Linked DNA regions of Homo sapiens: region 2 is linked to region 1. A link is a loop called in an ENCODE intact Hi-C map of the cell type or tissue named here. Cell type or tissue: psoas muscle. All regions are shown on one strand. Region 1 overlaps SLC38A10 (solute carrier family 38 member 10). Region 2 overlaps FSCN2 (fascin actin-bundling protein 2, retinal).

Region 1 (2,500 bases):
CAGAGGCGGCGCCATCTGGCCCTGGACCCCTGGAGCCTTTCCGCCCGCGTGTCTGGATGGAGGTTTGTTCTCTTCTGGCACCTCTCGGTCTTGGCCTTCATCTACCACCACCTTGTCGTGAGGAACAGGAGGCTCGTGGCGGTGGGCCTCGCCCACAGGCACAGCAATCCCTGCAAGGGCACGGGGGACAGATGGGGTCAGGCTGAGGCCCCTCCTTCCCTTCCCAGGGAATTAGAACTGGGTTCTTCCCTGGGTTCTGGCTCCCAACAGTGTGACACAGGCCAACAGATACCACCTCCCCTGCCGGCCTCCCTGCTGCCTGGCCAAGCACAGCTGATGCTAAAGTTCAACAGGGGCAGCTGCAAACAAGTTGCTCTGGGAGGGGCAGGACATTCATCTGAATTGAAAGACAGAGAAAACAAAAAGGACCAGAACTTAGGCTGGGCTGAAGGGAAAAAGATACACACAGCCCTGAGAGCCACCCCGCAGGGTGTCCAGCCTGCAAAGGAGGACCCGGGGCCGCCCTTCCCCATCCGCACCCCCAGCCAGTGCCCAGCACCTTGCCCAGGGCGATCGAGCTGTGCCTCCTCCGGTGCCTCCTTGCCATCTTCCCGTCCAGGCACATCCACGGGCCCCTTGATCTGGGCCTGCTCCAGCTCCTCTCTCTCCTTCGGCAGCTTCGGCTTCTCCCGGCCATCCTCAGCCACGGCCACAACCGGATCCTGGGCTGGGAGCAGGGCACAGTTAGGGAACTGCACTGCCAAGCAGCTCCAGGAGCGGGGCAGCTCTCCCTGGACTGTTACCATATTTTCCAGCCAAATGGCAGAGTCAAAGCAGTTTCTTTTTCCTGTTCGATCATTAGCAGCTAAGTAGCACAGAAAACTGTCATTTTTCATGTGTATTCACAACAAAAATATGTCAAAATGCGATTTACACCTAACTGGGGGCAGGGAGAACTAGACTCCATGTAATACTCAGTCATTACCACCAGATGGCGGCACGAGCCCACCGACCCACTCTCCCACAGTCCCCTCCATTACCATCACCTCCATCATCACCGTCATCACCGTCACCTCCACCACCACCACCACCATCACCGCTATCATCACCATCATCTCCATCCCTACCACCATCAACATCACCATCATCACCATCATCTCCATCCCTACCACCAACATCACCATCATCACCATCACCATCACCATCATCACCATCTCCATCCCTACCACCATCACCATCATCATCACCGTCACCATCATCACCATCTCCATCCCTACCACCATCACCATCATCATCACCGTCACCATCATCACCATCACCGCTATCATCACCACCATCTCCATCCCTACCACCATCACCATCATCATCACCATCACCACTACCATCACCACCATCACTGCCAACCCTACCATCATTGCCATCACCTCCATTATCGTCATCACCACCACCATCTCCATCCCCACCACCATCGCTGCATCATTGCCACCACCTCCATAATCATCACCTACATCACCGTCACCTCCACCGTCACTGCCATCACCTCCATCATCGTCGTCACCTCCGTCACCACCACCACCACCGCCATCACCACCTCCCTGTCCCAGCAAGGCCATATGTCCACTGAGACAGGCGCTGCAGCCGAGGGGGACTCAGGTGAAGCTGTCTGAGGAAGAATTCACACAGAGTCCAGTTCAGAGCAGCAGATGGGGCCTCACCAGCTCCCATAGGAGAAGAAAATGGGGACAATTAGCTTAGCTTTCTACCAGCCTTCTAAGAGCAGCCTGATATGTTAGTCTAGGGAAACAGACAGTTACACTGTTGTCAGTTTGGAGTTGAGAGTCCTAGACAAACTGTAGAGGGAAGGTACCACCCTACTGGGTAATAAACTAGTTAACAGAAAGCAGACGCTAGGCTCTACAGTTTAGTTAAAGTAACAAATTCAACTTTTTTTTAAGATGGACTCCTGCTGTGTCGCCCAGGCTGGAGTGCAGTGGCACAATTTCGGCTCACTGCAACCTCTGCCTCCCAGGTTCAAGCAATTTTCATGCCTCAGCCTCCTGTAGCTGGAATTACAGGAACCTGCCACAATGCCTGGCTGATTTTTGTATCTTTAGTAGAGACAGGGTTTCACCACGTTGGCCAGGCTGGTCTCAAACTCCTGACCTCAAGTGATCCACCCGCCTCATTCTCCCAAAGTGCTGGGATTACATGCGTGAGCCACCGCGCCTGGCCCAAGTGACCAATTCTATAAGCGTATGGCCACCCGCCTGAGCAGGTGAAAACATACTGGTCTCCATCACACGATTAGGCTTCGGCAGAGGCCCCATGCGGAAACAAGCCATAACTGTCAATCAAGAGGGCCTGTCCAATGGATTACTAAGTGAAGAAAGGGAGGCTGGGGAGGGGAAGGGAAAATATAGCAAAACAAAGGAAATCTCCGTTGTCATAGGACAAGTTGCCTCAGAGCAGTCATTTTCTCAGCAGGAGCAAAATTCAGTTC
Region 2 (2,500 bases), 280 kb after region 1:
AGTCATACTTGCTAGTCAAGATAACTCGTCTTGGCAAGGGAAACAGGTCTGAATGTCCTTATCTCCGCTGCTGGGAACCCCCTAGGCGCCTTGCCAAGGCCGCACATGAGGCAATGGCAGGCCTGGGTCCCTAAGTCCAGGTGTGGCGTTTCCCAGGGCCCCCACCCCGCCCGGCCTGGACAGGGAAGGTGGCGGGAGGGGCAGCGCAGCAGACGCTCTCCCCGCCAGGCAAGGACGAAGAGTTCACCCTCAAGCTCATCAACCGGCCCATCCTGGTGCTGCGCGGCCTGGACGGCTTCGTCTGCCACCACCGCGGCTCCAACCAGCTGGACACCAACCGCTCCGTCTACGACGTCTTCCACCTGAGCTTCAGCGACGGCGCCTACCGGATCCGAGGTGCGTGGCGGGGCGGGTGGGCACGCGGGAGCGGGGGTGGCAGCGGGCAGGTGGGCACCCCCGCCGACGCCGTCCCGTCCCCCAGGCCGCGACGGAGGGTTCTGGTACACGGGCAGCCACGGCAGCGTGTGCAGCGACGGCGAACGCGCCGAGGACTTCGTCTTCGAGTTCCGTGAGCGCGGCCGCCTGGCCATCCGCGCCCGGAGCGGCAAGTACCTGCGCGGCGGCGCCTCGGGCCTGCTGCGGGCCGATGCCGACGCCCCGGCCGGGACCGCGCTTTGGGAGTACTGAGGCCGCGCCCAGACCAGCCTGTCGCGCATTAAAACCGTGTCTCTCCCGCAGCTGTGGGTGGGCCCCGGGGCGCCGCTTGGGGGTCCTGCAGCTGGAGGTGGAGGAGGCCCACAATTCTCCCCAAACCAGAGAGAGCCCAGAACTTCCCAGTGCCCAGGGACTCCCGTCTGGGAGGTGGTCTTGTGGATGGGCCGGGTGACCCAGGCCGCTGGAGGGGAGGTCTCAAGGACATGGGGAGGACGGGGACTGGGGGTGGGTGGGGGACTGAGCCTGCGCGGGTTGAGGCCACCAACACCGACCACAGATGACCTCACTGGACACCGCCCCTCCCCAACCTAGGTCCTCAACCCTCCCTAGCCCCCGGCAGCCCCTGCGGTGCTCGTCCTTCCTTGTGCACTGCTCAAGGCCAGGCGAGTGGCAGAGGGTGGGGGAGAGCCAGTCCTGGGGAGGTGGGACCAGCACGGCCAGCAAGGGGAGGAACTGGCTGGGATGCCCCTCCACTAAGCCCACCAGCCTTAGGGACAAAGAAGGGCAGGTTTCCATGGTAAGAGGCTGGAACTCCCCGAGCCACGTGGGCAAGGCGGGTCCGAGTTAACCCTTGGAGGACCAGGTGCCACCTGGTCCAAGTTGGCAGGGAACGGCAGTGACCCTGGAGCTCGGGCTGTCCCTGCAGCCTGCAGTGTCCCCTGGTGGCAGCCAAGGTGAGGTGGAGTCTGTGGCTGGGGCGGGACTGGGGGCACCAGGTGGAACCGCAGTGGCTGGCACTCAGCACCTCCAGGCTCCCCGCTCAGCAGAGCCTCGGAGAGGGTCTGTCTCCCTGCACTGCCCTGCCTGACGTGAACTTGGCCTGCCACTGCGGGAACCCCCACTTCCGTCCACATCCACAGCCTGGGGCACGGCGGGAGGCAGAGGCTAGGAAGCGGAGGGTGGGGTGGGAGGTCAAAGAAACCCTTTGGAACGGAATAATGGCTGGGCCTGGAAGCGGGGGGCCCACTGCTGCTGCTGAGGCAGGTGCTACTCCATGCAGAGACAGCTGCCAGCAGCTGCCAGGTGGCGTCTAGCACATGCTCCTAGGAGGAGGGGGAAGAACAGCTGCTCTCACCCCACGTGTGAGCTGGGTTGAGGGTCATGCAAGGCTACGGTGTCAAGCCAGGATCGGAGTTGGAGCAGGTGGAGGAAGCTGGAAAGGTCGAGAGGCCGCCCCTGCCACCGGGGAAGGGCCTCACGTAGTGAGAGCTCAGGTGCTGAGAGCCCAGGAGGTGTGCACTGAAGAGGTGAGGGCAGGGAGGCCCAGGATGGGCGACAGGGCCCGGCCACACCGTGGTCCGCAGGCTCCCCGAGAAGCTGATTGTGGACCTGCCACCTGCCTCTGAGGCCAAGCCCTCCTCAAATGCCGAGTGTTGAGAGCAGGTTCCTTGGAGGTGCATGTGAGTTGGGTACATTTCGCCCAGTCCCTGTACACTCTGGCGGCACAGCGGGGCTGGGGACTGCCCACTGTGGTCCCTCCTTTCCTGCCGCTGTAGATCTCCTTTTTGTTCCACGTGACCTGCTCTCTTGGCCCCTCAGGGTCTGCGTCGCAGCTTTCTTTTCGGGGGGACCACATGGCGTCTTGAACTAGGCGTCCCCACAGCAGGATCTCAGGCTGGCAGGTGGGCATGAACATTTGTAAACACACCAGCACTGATGCCTCCACATGGGTGGCCCTGGAGAATGCCCCAACAGAGGTCAGGACAGCTGGGGACGCCGTCTCAGCCCTGGTGGCCAGCACCGCCTTAGTTCAGGAGGCTGCAGTGCCAAGGACAGCAAGCTATCT

What was found. Hi-C counts contacts between places; a loop is a spot of excess contacts. Peaks named below come from ENCODE experiments on the same cell type or tissue, not always from the same donor. Only the 100,000 strongest peaks of a DNase experiment are listed, where the experiment ranks them.
Region 2: a loop joins it to region 1, with 5 times the contacts of the local background. A loop is called at or near these places in 31 of 110 quality-filtered maps.

What each region holds. Positions count from the first base shown.
Region 1 is chr17:81,252,514-81,255,013 of GRCh38, forward strand. It overlaps SLC38A10 (solute carrier family 38 member 10), which reads right to left. Exons shown (of 16, transcript NM_001037984.3): 12 at 560-727; 13 at 1-170. Among named protein-coding and RNA genes, the nearest start is that of NDUFAF8, 14 kb to the left of the region's middle. RefSeq lists an enhancer at 2,194-2,500. In psoas muscle, a CTCF peak has its summit at 988 (motif pointing right); a DNase peak (open chromatin) is centred at 1,014; H3K4me3 peaks cover 83 bases; H3K27ac peaks cover 617 bases.
Region 2 is chr17:81,536,394-81,538,893 of GRCh38, forward strand. FSCN2 (fascin actin-bundling protein 2, retinal) reads left to right here. Exons shown (of 5, transcript NM_012418.4): 4 at 229-396; 5 at 482-737. The coding sequence ends at 687. Among named protein-coding and RNA genes, the nearest start is that of FSCN2, 9.3 kb to the left of the region's middle. RefSeq lists an enhancer at 1,106-2,077. In psoas muscle, a CTCF peak has its summit at 1,389; DNase peaks (open chromatin) are centred at 1,378 and 1,758; H3K27me3 peaks cover 1,349 bases.